2 separate regions of the Homo sapiens genome follow, and region 2 is linked to region 1. Evidence: read pairs that join two places in POLR2A ChIA-PET (ENCODE). Cell type or tissue: PC-9. All regions are shown on one strand. Each heading gives the region's core, and the rest is flanking DNA. Links, peaks and the distances in the headings are about the cores only. Region 1 has its middle 16 kb from the start of BLOC1S4. Region 2 overlaps KIAA0232.

Region 1 (8,000 bases), core at 1-8,000:
GATGGGGTTTCACTGTGTTAGCCAGGATGGTCTCAATCTCCTGACCTCGTGATCCACCCACCTTGGCCTCCCAAAGTGCTGGGATTACAGGCATGAGCCACTGTGCCTGGCCTATTTTTTATTTTTTTGAGACAGAGTCTCGCTCTGTCGCCCAGGCTGGAGTGCAGTGGCACAATCTCGGCTCACTGCAACCTCCACCTCCTGGGCTCAAGCAGTTCTCGTGCCTCAGCCTCCTGAGTAGCTGGGATTACAGGCATGCACCACCATGCCTGGCTGATTTTTGTATTTTTAGTAGAGATGGTGTTTTGCCATGTTGGCCAGGCTGGTCTCAAACTCCTGACCTTAGGTGATCTGCCCGCCTTGGCCTCCCAAAGTGCTGGGATTACAGGCATGAGCTACTGCACCTGGCCTGTGAATGTACTTACATTTTTTTTTTTCAGAGACTGGGTCTTGCTGTGTTGCCCCAGCTGGAGTGCAGTAGTGTGATAATAGCTCATTGCAGCCTCGAGCTCCTAGGTTCAAATGATCCTCCCACCTCAGCTTCCTGAGTTGCTGGAGCCAAAGGTGTGTGCCACCAGGCCCAGCTAGTTTTTATTTTTTTGTACAAGGTCTCACTGTGTTGCCCAAGCTGGCCTTGAACTCCTGGCCTTAAGTGGTCCTCCCACCTCAGCTGGGATTACAGGCACGAGCCACTGTGCCTGGCTGTGAATGTACTTAAGGTCCCTAGAATGCTACACTTAAAATGGTTAAAATGGTAAATTTTTAAGGCTTGTATATCTGACCACAATAACAAAATATTTACCTATCTATCATTTATGTATCTAGTTTCTTTCTTACACCATTCTGACCTTGTCTTCATTACGGCCTCCTCCTAGGATGTGCTACCTTGCCAGGGCCTGCAGACAACCACCTTCAACCAGCCCTCCCCTCCCAGCCCCTTCACCTGGAACGACGCAGAGTCTAGGTCCTGGGAAGTGCTGTAGTAATCAGGACGTGGAGCTCCTTAGTGTATATTTGACATCTCTTAAATGTCTCCGGAGTCTACAGTGTGCCGGGCACTTCCTGGCCATCTTGCTTGATCCTTGAGACAACTCCAACAGAAAACATTATGATCCTCGTTTTACGGATAGTAAACCTTGGGCTCACAAAGGTTAAGTGACGTGCCCAAGGTCATAGAGCTAGAAGTATGATCTGAACCAGGTCTGCTAATGCCTACGCCTTTTCCAGTCTGAGGGATCTTCATTGACTCTGGAAGATACCCAGGAGTGAACCTTCTTGGGAGTTTGGTAGTGAACTCCCTGTCTCTGGAGGTGAACAAGGAGAGACTGGGTCATGACAGAACGTGGATGCAGCAGAGCTGTCCCATGCATCGGGCAAGGGCTTAGACTGGAGAACTCTACGATCCCTTCCAGCTCTGAAAGATTTGATTGTAATTGAGGGCCAGAGAAGACACGTGACTTGCTCCAAGTCACGCAGCTGAAACCCAGGTCTCCTGATTGCTGACTGAAAATCTGAGAAAGAGGGATGGTACACGGCAGGTACGCAGCTAATGTATGGAATCAGTTGAGGACCCTGGAGACACAACTGTGAATGTATTCATTCAGTCAATGAGTAGTTGGCTGAGTTGTCTGAGTCATCACCACGTGTGAGACCCGGAAGATGTGCACCTCTGCGGGCGGACAGTGAAGGGAGCACGTTCCTAATGGAGGGAACAGCTCTTGTCAAGGCTTGGGGTGGGCGCAGGAGGCAAGGCAGAGGGCGGCTGGGTGAGGCCAGGGTCAGCAGCTGTGACATCTGGTTGATGATTTGGGTCTTGTCCCAAGGCTGGTGCCCTGACCCTTTGTGGCCATGGCCTTCTGAGACTCTATTGTGTGAGGAGCAGAGTGTGAAATGAGGTTGGGGAGGGGGACAAAGAAGCCTCAAGGAAGGAGCGTCACCAACGTGGCACGTTTCAAACTGGTGGGATTCTCATCCCCCGCTTCATGGACCTCCTTGTCTTCTGGGATTTCCTACCTCGTGGAGGCTGAGCAATTCTATCACCCTGAAACAGAACAAGCCGACACCACAGATGAGGAAGGGCGGTCCTCTCTCCCAATCCACACCCACACATGGTGTCCTCCACCTCCTCCCCTCATCCCCTCCTTCCGTCCTTTGCTCGCTGGAGCTGCTGTTACACGGGGCTCCTGCCTCAGGGCCTTTGCAGGGGCTGTTCCCCCACCTGGAAAGTTCTTCCTGCAGAAACCGTCATGGCTTGTGCCCTCACCTCATTCCTCTCTGTGTTCAGAGGTCACCTGCTCGGGCTGGTCCTTTCTGGGTCCCCTCTAAAATTCCCATCCCCGTCGCTTCCTAGTCCCTTGCTCTGCTCAACTCTTTTCTCATTGGCACCGATCCCTCTCCGATCCCTGCTCCGCAATCACTATTTACTCCCCATGTGCGTTTGATCATTTGTGACTCTTGTTGATGATCCCGCCCTCTGGAAGTAAGGACGATGGGGCAGGATTCTGTTTGCTTTGGTCATGGCTCTGTCTCCCGCCCTGGGGCAGGACCTTGTACACAGCAAGCACTCGGCAAATATTTGTTGCACAAATGAGTGGGTTTCACACGTGAGTTTTGCAGAGGGAAAGCCCAAATTCACCCGCTCTGACCCCTGAACTCCAGCCTGCTCTCAGGAGAAGCAAATTCTCCGCGTGCTCTCAAGCTGTCCTGTCCGTGTGTATATGTGCGTCGGAGGGCCAGGTGGGCTTTCCCCCAGCAGCGGCAGGCAGGAGGCGTCCTCTTCTTCAAGGCTCCAGGGCCACCTCCTCTGAGGTTTGGTGAGCACAGAGGGAACCCCGTGTGCACCGGGCTGACCGCACACTGCCACTCACTGAACTCCCCTGGAGATCCCAGCAGGTGGCCAGAGGGGAGACTGAGGCCTAGAGAGGGTAAGACACCTGCCCAGGGCCACCCTGTTAGAAACTGGCAGGGCCAGGACTGGGCCTCAGGTCCGTCTGGGGACCCTCCTGCCCACCCTGTGCTGGTCTTCAACGGGCCGGTTTTTCAGGGAGTCCTGTGGCATCACCCAGCAGCTTGCTGGTTCTGAGGAGTGTGACGTCTCTCCAGAGAGGTCTGGGGGCCCAGTGCAAAGATCACAGGCCTGCACCACCCTACGTGTGCGTGACCCCAAGCAGGTCAGCCTCTCTGGGCCTCAGTTTCCTCAGCTGTGAAATGAAGGACTTGGCTGGGCTGACTTTCAGTTCCTGTTTGGTTCTGAGCATCCTAGCTTTTTCCCATGCCCGAGGCTTCCCTGAGAAGGAGGCACTTTTCCAACAGGTTGACTGTACCTGGCTCCCTGGGCCAGGAGCTGGAGGCTTTAAAAGCAAAATAAGAACTTGGTGAGTCCTCCCGGGCTGCTCCCGCCTGCCTTCCTGCGGCCTGGCCACTGCGGGCTGCCTGGAGAGCTCCCAGCCATCAGCCCACGCCCAGCTGCAAGAACAGCTGAGTCACCCTGACGGGGCCAGTCACCCTGAGATCCAAGCAGGCCTCAGCAGAGCCGAGTGACCACCTGGGCTGGCCCAATTCGGTGCTTGGCTCTCTGGAAGGGCACCTTCATGAGAAGCCACTAGGTCAGACAGGGCCCCCCGTCCCCAGCACTGGGGAGAAACCACAGCGGCAGCCCCTCAGGATGCAGAGAGACCTGGGGGTCCCCTCGGGGTCCCTTCTGGTTACCAGCACTTTAGGCTTAAGCAGAAAGTGTCGTGGGCCCTTGTTTCTTAGGTTTGATGTCAAGAAAGCAGAAGGTGGATTTGGAGCGTAATATCTGGAGATCCATGAACCGGGAGGATCAGAGATCCTACCCATGATCCTACCCATGGGCGCGGTGGCTGATGCCTGTATTCCCAGCACTTTGGGAGGCCAAGGCAGGTGGATCACTTGAGGTCAGGAGTTCAAGACCAGCCTGGTCAACATGGTGAAACCCTGTCTCTGCTAAAAATACAAAAATTCGTAGGGCGTGGTGGCATGCGCCTGTAATCCCAGCTATTCTGGAGGCTGAGGTGAGAATCGCTTGGACCCAGGAGATGGAAGTTGCAGTGAGCCAAGATCGTACCATTGCACTCCAGCCTGGGTGACAGAGTGAGACTCCATCTAAAAAAAAAGAAAGAAAAGGAAAGGAAAGAAAAGAAAAGAAAAGAGATCCCACCTGTGCACCCATTGAAGACCAGTGCACCGTGTGCATGGGGGCCCCCAGACAGGCCTGCGGCTGAGTCCTGGCCCTGCCACCTTCTAACAGGGTGTCCCTGGGCAGGTGTCTTACCCTCTCTGTGCCTCAGCAGGAGAAGTCATAATAACAGAAATAATGGCGATGTTGCCTGGCCAGTGAGCCCTGTGCCCTCCTGGCCATCCCCGTCTCTTGATCTCTCCCTGACTCTGTCTGCAGGGTACCCCCTCTGCAGAAGGCCTCCCTCACCCTCCCCTGCCTCACTGGGTCTGTGCTCCCATCACTGCCCGCGCCCTTAAACCCGGGACCCTCTTTACCGTTCCACCTTCACTAGCACGGCGGGTCCCTGAAAGCAGCCCCTGCTCTGCACCCCGTTCTTTTCTCGGGGCCTGTGGCAGTGCCTGCACGCCAGCTGAACTCGGCAGACATAACTGAGCACAGAAAGTGTCCTGTGCAGTAAGTTTACTTTCAACAATTTTTCAGAGAGGTGTGTAACTTCTCCAAGAGTACACAGCCGGAAAAAGGCAGAATTTGAACTGGCCTCCTCCTAGGAGTTGGCTCTTCTTGTTCCATGAATCTCAGAGCCAGCTGCACATGAGGAGAGGCGCCTGTGTGTGCTTCTGTCTGTGGGACGGGGCGGCTACAGGCATGAGCTCCAGGGGCAGGGACCCTGAACTGGCGAATACCGTGCTGTCATTGTGGAACCAGAGGGTGAGAGCCCCTTGTCTCTCCCAAAGGGTCCCCTTCCTCCTCTAGGCAACCCTAACATCTTGTACAAAATGCTACCAGTAAGCGCAGTGGGGAGGCTATAATTAGGGCAGCCCAGATTTACTGGGTAGACTAGGAGACCCTGGCGAATTTCACCCCTCTGAGCAAAGGCCCTGTCACCTGGCCATTGGAGGCAATAAGACCCGCCCCCACCCCCATCTGATGATCGCACTTCCGCTACAAGCTCTCTGACAAAGGGTGGCCCACCCTCGGCTTGCACATGTCCAGTGGCTGGGAACCGCTCTACTTCCCCAGGGTGACAGATGGTGAGCAGTGACTTCTAATAGGTAGCTTCGATCCCAACCCCGCCAGGAGGCTGAATCCCTTTGGGCCCCAAGAACTGGAGAGCTCCACAAATTCGAACAACTCAGAGCGAGCGAGCTGTTTTCTCCTGAACATTGAGAGAGCTTGCTTGTTTGGGAAGACAGATTCAAAGGCAGATTCTTCGCTGGCAGAGTTATTTCTTTGGCAGTTATCTGCCTTGAGCAGAAGTGGCTTTGGGACACCCAGACAGCCCTGCAGGCTTGTGAGCCCAGATAAATGTCAAGTCCACGCCCACGGTAGGCTACGACAAAACACCCTGGGTGGAGGAGGCGAGTTTAGAGGTGGCTACTGCGACACTGAAGACAATTTTCTTCCCCAAACGAGTTGGGTTGTTCTCGTGTGATCCTAGCCAGATGGCAAGAAGATACCACTAAGGGCATTTAGAGAAAATCTTAAACGATTTTGTTTGACTTTAAAAAATCCATTCTCGGAGCTCAGCAAATGAAGTCGTTTTTCTTTCCTGCTTTTTTTTTTTTTTTTTAACTCTGATGTCATTTTGTTTTTTCTCAAAAATTTTTCACATTACAAACATCGTGTGTGTCTATTGTAGATAGCATGAAAAACTCAGTGCAACATAAAGAACAAAATAAAAATAATCTTCGATCCATCACCCAGAAACAACTGCTGTTATAATAACGTTTGGATGAACTCTGTTTCTCATCAGTAGAGTTATACTTTTATCACTTTTTTTATTTTTTATTTATTTATTTTTTGAGACAGAGTCTCACTATTTTGCCCAGGCTGGAGTGCAGTGGTGTAATCTAGGCTCACCGCAACCTCCGCCTCCCAGGTTCAAGCGATTCTCATGCCTCACCCTCCCGAGTAGCTGGGACTACAGGTGTGCACCACCATGCCTGGCTAATTTTTGTATTTTTCGTAGAGACAGGGTTTCACTGTGTTGGCCGGGCTGGTCTCAAACTCCTGGCCTCAAGCAATCCGCCCACCTTGGCTTCTCAAAGTGCTGGGATTACAGCCGTGAACCACCACGCCTGGCCAAGTTATACTTTTAAAAAAAGAGTACATAGGTTCACAGAATAGGCAGTGAGAAAACAAAATTTAAAAAATGAAACAAAGAGCACATTCTATCTCTTCTATCCACTGCATCTGAAGGACAGAGCTGCCAATGAGACGGACAAGGTCTACCCTCTTAGAGCTTGCAGCTTAGAGGGGAGACAGAAAATAAACATATAAGTTAACATTCGGATTGTTTCCAATTTTCCTCTGTTACAAACACCACTGCAGTGATTTTAGCCAAGTGTCTGAATACTCATGCGTTGATTGCCTGAGAAACTCTCTAAAAGTGGGATTTATGAGATGGGTTTTTTGCATTCCATAAAAAATCTCTGTAATGATCACCTTTATGCATATTTGTATGAAAATTATGTTGATATTATCTGATAAGTACCTCTTCTGCCTGCATTAGACACTTTTCAATATAGATTTTTTAGATCAGAAGGGATTTTACAGGGTTTCTGTCTAGGCGAACCCCTCATCCCTCTCCAGCATCACAGCTTACATAACCCCAGGAATGGAGAGCTCACTCCTTCCTCAGAAAGTTCATTCTATTTGCATGGCTCTGCCTCTGGGAAACGTTCCTTTATATTGACATAAAACAGATCCTCCTGGGCTTCCACTAGTGACCCCGGTTCCTGAGCCTGCACAGAGCAGATCCAGGCCTCATCCCCGCACCCACCCTGCTGGGCTGGAGGTCAGCTCCACAGCCCCTCGAGGTCCTCCCTTTATGCGCACTGCTTGCCTGGCTCTCACCCACTGCTGAACGGCAGTTCCTTTCTTGGGACTCCACTCCAGGACTGCCTCGCCTCCCCCAGGGAGGCTTCCCTGACCACCCCTCCCCAGGGAGTAGTGGGCTCTGCACCTGGCCTCTGTCCCTGCCTCCATGGAAGCCCTTCTCATGGCCTGCCCCCCCTCCCTGGGCTGCACCCTGCCACAGGGCCATCTCTGCAGGCAGCAGGCACTGGATGAAAACCTGTTGCATGAATGAGTGGAGGACGGGATTCTAGTGTCTGTATCTCTGACAACTTCCGTGACTGCGGCATTCCCTGTGTTGGATGCAGGCCACTGTCCTCCACTGTAAAATGGACACACAATCAGCTTTCTGCTCTTGTTGGTCCACTTGTTAGTTTACTTAACAAGAAGTGCTCACTCAACAAGTCCTGGGAGCCCACACTGTCCTGGGAACTGAGGACACAGGGCAAGCAGGGCAGGACAGGTCCTGGCCCCGGGGTGCTCCAAGTCTAATGGAAATAGGTAAATAAGCATTAGCTCCATCAGTGAGGTCTAGAAAGGAGCTATGCAGGCACTGGACAGAGAATTCCAGGGAAGCAGCTCCTAATGTGGCGGGGGCAGCCACCCAAGGAAGTGGGTGTTCCAGCGGAGGACGATCCAAATGCGGCGGGGCAGCTGCCCAGGGAAGTGGGTGTTCCAGCGGAGGGCGATCTTCACGTGAAAAAGCCAGGGGCAGGATTCCAGGCCCAGGGAACAGCAGGTGTGAAGGTCTTGAGGTGGGACAAAGCCAGGGTGACCCCAAAAATGGATGAGAGGCCATGGGACTGGCCTTGGCATATTCATTAAATCAAGGTTCATCGAGCAGCGGTGTGTGCCAGGCCTGGGGCTGATGGTGCGTTCTGGGTACCCTGGAGAGGAGCCTGCCCCACCACTGCTCTGGAAGGGCTTAGAGGTGAATGCGGAA
Region 2 (9,935 bases), core at 1,936-9,935, 65 kb before region 1:
TCTTACCTTGTCTTCTCAATCTATATTTCCAACTACTCATGGAATATTTCCATTTGAACTTAAGGGAGCTGGGCTTCAATTTATATGAGAAAGTCCATATATATATATATATATATATATGCACTCATTTTAATTTCTTTCAAGAGGTAAAGTATTCTTCTGTCATCCAGGCTGGAGGTGCAGTGGTACAATCATAGCTTACTACAGCCTAGAACTCCTGGGCTCAAGTGATCCTCCCACCTCACCTTCCACAGTAGCAGGGACCACAAGCATGCACCCACCAAACCTGGCTTTTTTTTTTTTTTTTTTTTTTGGTCAAGACAGAGTATGTTGCTCAAGTATGCCCAGTATGTTGCCTAGGCTGGTCCTGAACTCTTGACCTCAAGTGATCCTTCCATCTCAGCCACCTAAAGAGTTGGGATTACAAGCATGAGCCACTGCCCCCAGCTATATGCACTCATATTCGACTATTACTCTTCTTTCAACCTTCTGTCATTTTTTCCTTCCTTGAGAGAACCTCACACCAATTAATTTCATTCCTCTGTGCTCCTTACATCACCAACATACCACACCTTGCTCTATACCTGAATCACCACTCTGTATTCTATGTTATAGCAAAATCCCCTTTCTGTCTTTATGTCCTTGGGGAAGACGTGAAGATGAAGCATTCTGGTTGGAGTCAACTTCCATCAGAAGAAAAGGTTAATTGTGCACTGTAACTCTGTTCGTACATAAGACACACACACACATAGTTATTTAGTAAGGGGGCTGGTGGGTTGGGGGGGGTTGAGAAGAGTCACAGAGAAAGAGAAAGAGACTTACCCCATATTTCTCCAGAACGCCAACCAATGAGTCAAATGAAATCAATCAAAAAATTTCTAAGAAAAATATTGTCCAACCATGGCACGCTGTGATGTACAACCCAGACCCTCAACTGAAGGCCATGCAGCCCCAGCTGCTGGGAGTGCTCCGTCAGCCCCTTCAAGTACTGCTGTGGCTACAGAGAACTGCCTCACCCGACATCTTGCCCTCTTCCAGGCAAGTCATCCTGACTGACTCAGAGAGCGTACAGGCCTGGCTACCCAGCCCAAGCCGGGACAGCTCCCACGGGCTATTCTAATGGGGTTGGCCAAGGCTATGCTATAATTGGGCATGCAAGGTAGTTCAACTTCTCCATTCCCTGAGTCTGGACCCTACGAGCAAGCCCTAATCAACATTCTGCATGCTAAATTGTCTGCATTTGCTTCCCAAAGTACCCGCCTTCCCAGAGAACCCAACTTGTGACACTCATGAAGGAACTAACAGCCCTATCAGGATCAAGGGCCCCTTTATTGCATAAATAAATACCCACCACCATTTAGTGGGTATTTATTATGTGCAATACACAGTGAGGGATACAAACTTTATCTGGAAGGTAATGGTGGCATGTATACAAATAACTTCTAAAGCTAAAAGAGTATGATTTCAGCACATGCACAAAATGATCATCCTCGCAGGCCCTGTATTTTTCTTTGTACTGCAAATAAACCAGAATCCACGTTTCTACTTTATGAAAACCCTATGTTCTACATTTAAAAACATGGATATGCTAATTAAAGTCCTAAGCACTGTAAGCCACTTAATAGCACCTTTCTCTTTTTTTTTTTTCCTTTTCGTCCTGTCACCCAGTCTGGAGTGCAGTGGAGCAATCATAGTTCGCTGCAGCTTGGAATTCCTGGGCTCAAGCAATCCTCCCACCTCAGCCTCCAGAGTAGCTAAGACGACAAGTGTGTGGCCATCAAGTCCAGCTTTTTTCTTTGGTAGAGATAGGGTCGCACTACATTGCTCAGGCTGGTCACGAACTCCTAGGCTCAAGCAATCCTCCCACCTCAGCCTCCCAAAGGGCCAGGATTACAGGCATGAGCCACCATGCCTGGCCTAGTGGCATCTTTTCAGTCTCCTATAACCACCATCCACTTATTCTTTGAACAAAGGTGAACTGAACAAAGGTGAAATGAATCTCTAGAACTGCATTGTCCAATGAATATGGTAGCCACTAGTGGCTATTTACATTTTAATTAATTAAAATTAAATAAAATTGAAAATTCAGTTCTTTAATGGCACAAGCCACATTTCCAGTGTTAATAGCCCCATGTAGCCAGTGGATACTGAATAGAAAAGACAGTGAACATTTCCATTATCAAACAAAGTTCTACTGGACACAACAGGTCTAACACATCAAGATTTGGGGAAATGCTGACAATTCCACATCCTGGTTCAATACCCAGCTGCTGAACTTAATTTCCTACAAACTAAGAAAATTACAAATTATCCTATGACCAAATTATCAAGAACTCTGTCTATATTTATATTTGTATTCCCACTACATTCCATGTTAATAAGCTGTTGGAAAAGCACTGCTGAACTGAACAAACCCTTAAGAACCTGCCTGCCCTTCCTAACTGGGCTCTTCGTATCACCCCCCTCACATAACCTTTCAGAGTGATGAGCCCAGGAGCCAACCTGGCTCTGCATTTTCTATGTGACCCAAAACTATATAAAATGTTACCAAATGACATTTCTGCCATTCTGCTTACTTCATTTACAGAATTCAAACAAGTATAATGAGCAAGGTCTTTTCCTCCAAATTTTCTTTTTTTTTTTTGAGACGGAGTTTCCCTCTGTCGCCCAGGCTGCAGTGCAGTGGCATGATCTCGTCTCACCACAACCTCCACCTCCTGGGTTAAAGTGATTCTCCTGCATCAGCCTCCTGCGTAGCTGGGATTACAGGTGCATACCACCACACCCAGCTAATTTTGTATTTTTAGTAGAGATGGGGTTTCTCCATGTTGGTCAGGCTGGTCTCGAACTCCTGACCTCAGGTGATCCGCCTGCCTTGGCCTCCCAAAGTGCTGGGATTACAGGCATGAACCACCACATCTGGCCCCAAATTTTCAAATATAATAAAATCAGAACACATCAAGAAAATAGAGCATACGTAAGTCCAGGCACGATGACTCAGTACTTTGGGAGGCCAAGACAGGCAGATCACCTGAGGTCAGGAGTTCGAGACCAGCCTGGCAAAAATGGTGAAACCCTATCTCTACTAAAAATACAAAAATTGGCCAAGCATGGTGGCGGGCACCTGTAATACTAGCTACTCGGGAGGCTGAGGCAGGAGAATCACTTGAACCCGGGAGATGGAGGTTGCAGTCAGCCGAGATCATGCCACTGCACTCTAACCGGGGCGACAGAGTGAGACTCCATCTCAAAAAAAAAAAAAAAAAAAAAAAAAAAAAAAAGAAAGAAAGAAAGAAAGAAAAAGAAAACAGAGTATATGCAAAACAAAAGCCAGCAAGGCGGAGTGGCTCATGCCTGTCATCCAAGCACTTTGGGAGGCCGAGGCGGGGGGATCATGATGTCAGGAGATGGAGACTATCCTGGCCAACATGGTGAAACCCCGTCTCCACTAAAAATACAAAAATTAGCCGGGAGTGGTGGCGGGCACCTGTAGTCCCAGCTACCTGGGAGGCTGAGGCAGGAGAATCGCTTGAACCCAGGAGGCGGAGGTTGCAGTGAGTCGAGATTGTGCCACTTCACTCCAGCCTGGCAACAGAGCGAGCCTCCGACTCAAAAAACAAACAAACAAAAAACAAAAAAACCCAACTAATCTCAAAGCAAAAACCCAATGTGTAAAAAACAGAATTCTTAGTCTCTATTATAAGAGTCTTTCTAATAGTTATGTAGTCTTAGGCTATGCCATCCACGATTTTGACTTGAGGCCAAATTGATACTTTCTAGTAGACGTGAATTTTATGTTTGTTTTATCCCAATTCCTCTGACAGACCTAGCTTTAATGTAAAGAGATGAATTTGAGGAAATGAGTCACAATTTTTCAGAAATTGTTTACCCCCAACTTTAACACCTGCTGTGGACTGAACTGTTTCCCCCAAAAAAGGTATGTTCAAGTCCTTACTCCATTACCTGTGAACATTACCTTATTTGAAAACAGGGTCTGTGAAAATGTAATCAAGTTAAAATGAGGTCATACTAGATTATCAGCCACCTAAATTGGATAAGAGACTCTAATTCAATGATCTGATGTCCTTATAAGAAGAGGGAAATTCACACAGAGACATGCAGGGGAGAATCCCACGTGAAGACAGATGCGGAGACTGCAGTAATGTACCAATGCAAGCCAAGAAATGCCAAGTATTGCCAATAACCACCAGACGCTAAGAGTAGGGCATGGACCAAGCTCTCTCTCAGAATCTCCAGAAGGAACCAGCCCTGCCAACACTTGGATTTTGGACTTCTGGCCTCCAGAACTGTGAGAAGATACACTTCTGTTGTTAAAAGCCATCCATCAAAGTTTGGGGTACTTTGTTGTAGCATCCCTAGGAAACAAACACAGCACCTCTGACTTCCTCCCCTACACCTGATGAAACTGCATTTCTTCTCGTGCAACTTTTATCTTAGTAAATAGTACACAGCAGCTGGGCACGGTGGCTCACGCCTATAATCCCAGCACTTTGGGAGGCTGAGGCAGGAGGATGGCTTGAGCCCAGGGGTTTGAGACCAGCCTGGACAACACAGGGAGGCTCCATTTCTACAAAAAAATAAAAAATTAATTGGGCATAATGTCACATGCCTATAGTCCAAGAGACTCAGAAGGTTGAGGTGGGAGGCTCGTTCGAGCCCTGGAGGTCAAGGGTGCAGTGAGCGATAATCACACCCCTGCACTCCAGCCTGTGCGACAGCGAGACCCTGTCTCAAAAATAAAGCATGTAACTGAGAAGAAAGAAAAGGGTTGGTGTCAGCATCAGAAGCATGACATATTTAAGCTTAGAAAGGGATTACCTAACCTAGTGTTGTTCAAATATGTCTCAAAGTAGTAGTAGCCAATGCTACACTACACAGGTTAAGGTGGGACAGGTGAGGAGCAGGGGATGGCCAATACCCATCACCTTGACCCCTGGCTCATGCCTTAAGTACCTAGGCTCTCTATAGTTATTTTATTCCTTGTTCATTTAATCAACATCTGAGCACCTACTCAGCATCAAACACTGCTTTCACAACATGAAAAAGCATAAGCTAAGCCAAACCTCCCATTTCATGGATTAAGAAATTTAGACAGGTATTTAGGGTCTCATGGAGAGTCAAAACCAGGGCCATCATGTATGTGCCCTATCTCCAAAGCTGGTGCCCTTTCTATCATACTATTCACTCCTCGTTTAACTTGTAGCCTTTCCTTCAAACATTTTTATGTCTCTCTTTTTTTTTTTTTTGAGACGGAGTCTGGCTCTGTCACCCAGGCTGGAATGCAGTGGCGTAATCTCAGCTCACTGCAAGCTCCACCTCTCGGGTTCATGCCATTCTCCTGCCTCAGCCTCCCAAGTAGCTGGGACTACAGGCGCCCGCCACTGTGCCCGGCTATTTTTTGTATTTTTAGTAGAGATGGGGTTTCACCGTGGTCTCGATCTCTTGACCTTGTGATCCGCCCGCCTCGGCCTCCCAAGGTGCTGGGATTACAGGCGTGAGCCACCGCGCCCGGCCTTTTTTTTTTTTTTTTTTGAGAGGCAGGGTCTGGCTCTGTCACCCAGGCTAGCTGGAGCACAGTAGTGCAATCATGGCTCACTGCAGCCTGGAATTCCTGGGCTCAAGCAATCCTACCACCTCAGCCTCCCAGGTAACTGGGACTATGGGCATACACCACTACACCCAGCTAGGTTTTTTTTTTAAGAGATGGGATCTTGCTATGTTGCCCAGGCTGGTCTCGAATTCCTGGGCTCAAGCGATCCTCCTGCCTTGGCCTCCCAAAGTGCTGGGATTACAGATGTGAGCCACCACACCCGGCCCTCTTTATACATTTGTTGAGGGTTAAAGCGAAGTCTTTTTCCCTGCATTTAGCATATCATATCCTTCTTAAAGTTTTTAGTTTGGCCATTACTGTTCACTGTCCCAACAGGCCTGGAGGCATTTTGAGAAGATGACAGGCCTGAACCTCAAGACAGAGAGAAAATGGCAACCAGCTCTGACCCCACTTTAGCCAATGGCAAAATGCAGGGTGCTACCTGATCTTTTTCAACGTCATCTTTTGCCCACCCTGGCAAGGCCTAAGTAAGTTCCAGTCAGAGGAGCTTCAGTTTCCATGACAGTTTCTATCTCATGGCTTTGGAAAAAACTGTTAAAACACTGCTCTTAAATGTGCAAGTGTGTTTTTTGGGAAATGAAATAATAAAATACAGAGGAAAAAAGTATAATGTCTAAAGAAAAAACAATCTGCCTGATACTACACTGTTATAGCTACCAACATATTAAAAAGAAGTCGACGTGCTGCATGAGGAAGGCTCTCCAACTGACTGTTGTCAGTAAATGTCCCAAAGTCTGTTCCTATGAGATGATCAGGACAGAAGGCAGTGCCAAAGGATGCTGACTAACATAACCAAGTGACCAACATATAAACCAGAAAACCAAGAATGGAAACGAAGCCCTCCCATCACGGTAGCTAAGGCCACTCAAGGAGCCTACTTGAACATTCTCAAAGACACCCTACGAGCTCAGAAAGAGCAAAAGGAAGGTAAGATATTCTTATGGTAGTTTTACTAAGTGAAGATTACAAGCTGAAAGAAAACCGTGTGACCAAACTTTTAAGGGCCATAAGAGTCACCTTCTTGCACTAACTGTGTCAAATCTTATAAATGTGTGCTTCCTTTTCTACTATCATGATTGATTCCTCAGATAGGCTATGTTAGAGCTTTCTTTAAACAGGTGGCATGAAACTCACTTAAAAAAGAACAATATGGTCGGGTGTGGTGGCTCACGCCTGCAATCCCAGCACTTTGGGAGGCCAAGGCAGGCAGATCACCTGAGGTCAGGAGTTTGAGGCCAGCCTGGTCAACATGGCAAAATGCTGTCTCTATTAAAAATACAAAAATTAGCCAGGGGTGGTGGCACACACCTGTAGTCCCAGTGACTTGGGAGGCTGAGACATAAGAATCGCTTGAACCCAGGAGGCAGAGGCTGCAGTGAGCTGAGATCGTGCCACTGCACTCCAACCTGGGTGACAGAACAAGACTCTGTCTCCAAAAAAAAAAAGAACAATATAGGGAAGGATCTCAATCCTATCCTGATCCTACAGACCATCTCCAGGACTCGTTCACTTCTACGAATAACCAATTCCACATATTACATATTAATTAGACCTAGTTTCTGATACTTTCCTTTTACTCAAGTTCTAATCAAATTTTAGTGCAGCTCACTTACGCACAAACCACACCTCTCATCATCCTCTCCTCACCCAGTCCACACCCTCGCTGGCTCCTCCGCTGGCTGCTCCTCCTCTTCCCAGCTTTCCAGGCTCTGCCCTTGGACTTCTCTATTTCCATTCGCTTCCTCCACCAGTGCCTTCAAGAGCAAAATAATGCCAGTCATATATGTAATTAAAATTTTCTAGGCCAAGTGCAGTGGTTCATTCCTGTAACCCCAGCACTTGCGGAGGCCAAGGCAAGCGGACTGCATGAGAGCAGGAGTTTGAGCTCAGCCTGGGCAACATAGTGAGACCCAGTCTCTACAAAAAAAGTAAATTAGCTGGATGCAGTGGCGCATGCCTATAGTCCCAGCTACTCAGGAGGCTGAAATGGGAGGACTACTTGAGCCTGGGAGACCAAGGCTGCAAGAAGCTGTGAATGTACCACCGCACTCCAGCCTAGGTGACAGTGATGTCCTAGCTCAAAAAATAAATAAATATATTTCTAGTAGCCATATTAAAAAAGAAACAGGTGAAATTAACTTTAATATGTTTGATTTAACCCAGTATATCCAAAATAATATCACTCCAAATATAATGAAGGTAAAAATTAATGATATATGTTACATTGTAATTTTTCACACTGTCTTTGGCATCTGGTACATAATTGACACAGCGCATCTCAATTCAGATTAGCTGCATGCAAAGTTCAAAAGCCACATGTGGGCCGGGCGCGGTGGCTCACGCCTGTGATCCCAGTACTTTGGGAGGCTGAAGCAGGCGGATCACAAGGTCAGGAGATCGAGATCATCCTGGCTAGCACGATGAAACCCTGTCTCTACTAAAAAATACAAAAAAATTAGCTAGGCGTGGTGGTGGGTGCCTGTAGTCCTAGCTGCTCAGGAGGCTGAGGCAAGAGAATGGCATGAACCCGGAAGGCGGAGCTTGCAGTAAGCCGAGATCATGCAATTGCACTCCAGCCTGGGCGACAGAGTGAGACTCCATCTCAAAAACAAAACAAAACAAAACATGTGGCTTGTGGCTGCCTTATTTAACTGCGCAATCTGGCTTACCTCTTCTAGTCCCATGATTATAAATACCACCTATGCAGAGACTGCTCCATCCTTTCCCTCTACCCTGCTTCTTTCTCTTTAATTCCAGAACTCTAATGCTACCAAGCTACTAGACAAGGAGATATCTGACTGGCATCTCAAACTTATAACATGTCTAAAGCCAAACAACACAACCCTGAATTCTCACCACCATTACCCTTGCCATGACCTTCCCCATGTCAGTCAAGGGCAACCCCACGCTATGATGGCTCCTCCTCGCACATCCCACATCTCGTCCATCAGCAAACCCTCTTAGGTGTACCTTCATCATGGATGCAGAACCAAGGCCTTTCACTTGCTCTCCTCTACCCCTCGAAATGCTCTGCTCCTCAGGTATCTCCACATCTTTCTCTCTTCCTCTTCAGGTCTCTGCTCAAGTGTCAACAGAGGCTTTCCCTGTCCACCACATACGATGCAACACCCCATCTTTTGCTCTGTTTTTCCCCTTGGCACTAATTTTCACTTCACATATGCATCTACTTGCTTATTTGTATTATCAGTCTTTCTACCCACACCCACCAGGACAGGACCGTGTGCAGCCACTATGAAGGTGCCCTGCTCAGATCACCCTTCAAGAGAAGCTGCTACAGGAAACTAAGCTGACAGCCTCAAGTTGCTACATGTTCAGAACCACAACAGCACTGACACCAAGCCATGCTTCCATCAGGCTGCCCCCAACTAATGGTTTAATCCGAAAGGGATAACAGACTCAGGCCTTTCTGTCCGGTGCAGGATGCACAGCTTCAGCATGAGAATTCCCCATCAGCTTGGTCAAGACTTTCTCAGAACTGTACAGTGACCTGAGGCTGTTCCTAGCCACTCTTCCTCTCCTCTCTTCACGGGAATCCGACCAAGTGGAAGTCAAAAGGCTCTTCCTACATACTACTCCTGCTTCCTCTCGCCTTACCCTTAATTCCCCCAATAAACCTCCTGGATGTCTAATCCATCCTGGCATCTGTACCTAGCCCAGTGTAGGCAGTCAACAAATACTTTATGAATGAATAGATCTCTAGGTAGAGTAGGGAAGCGGAAAGAACATGAACTTTTAAGTTGGAAGGACGGAAGTCTGGGCTCCTGTTCTGCCATATATTACCTGTGACCACAGGGAAGTTTTTCGGAATCTCTCTGAGTTGTAGCTTCCTCATTTGTAAAATGACAACCATCCCATCTCTCTCAGAGTTCTCAGGAGGCTTACATTAAATGGTTTATCTAAGGTCCCTAACACAACGCCCTAACAGATTAGAACGGTTAACCAGTGTTAGCTCACTCTCCCCTTATCCATTTTCTGTAGCTACTTCTAAGAATCCTTAGCCCTTTTACTTCACCAAGAATTCTGACCACTTTTTAAGAAAGCACCAAATAATCCTAGTGAATCTCTTATTCAATTGAACCTGACTGATGAATAAACTTTATTTTCATTTCTGACTCGCCTATGATGAGCTTAAGGTTTTACTTCATTTTACAAGGTGAAATCTCAGAGATAGCTATCTTAACACTGAAACTTAGGCTGTTTCGCTAAAGCTTCAAGTTAAGCATACTTTTTCAAACACAAACCAATACAAAATCTAAAACTACAGTTCAGTACCAACTTCTTA

What was found. ChIA-PET counts read pairs that join two places held together with the same protein. Peaks named below come from ENCODE experiments on the same cell type or tissue, not always from the same donor. Only the 100,000 strongest peaks of a DNase experiment are listed, where the experiment ranks them.
Region 2: POLR2A ChIA-PET joins it to region 1 with 21 read pairs; 14 of 35 experiments call an interaction of 5 or more read pairs at or near these places.

What each region holds. Positions count from the first base shown.
Region 1 is chr4:6,728,273-6,736,272 of GRCh38, reverse strand. No RefSeq gene overlaps it. Among named protein-coding and RNA genes, the nearest start is that of BLOC1S4, 16 kb to the right of the region's middle. RefSeq lists enhancers at 1,497-1,791, 2,623-3,529, 2,941-4,140. In PC-9, for the core only: no CTCF peak of the experiment used is centred there; a DNase peak (open chromatin) is centred at 3,472; H3K4me3 peaks cover 775 bases; H3K27ac peaks cover 2,531 bases.
Region 2 is chr4:6,793,390-6,803,324 of GRCh38, reverse strand. All of the region lies in intron 1 of KIAA0232, which reads right to left. Among named protein-coding and RNA genes, the nearest start is that of KIAA0232, 16 kb to the right of the region's middle. In PC-9, for the core only: no CTCF peak of the experiment used is centred there; no DNase peak of the experiment used is centred there; H3K27ac peaks cover 1,932 bases.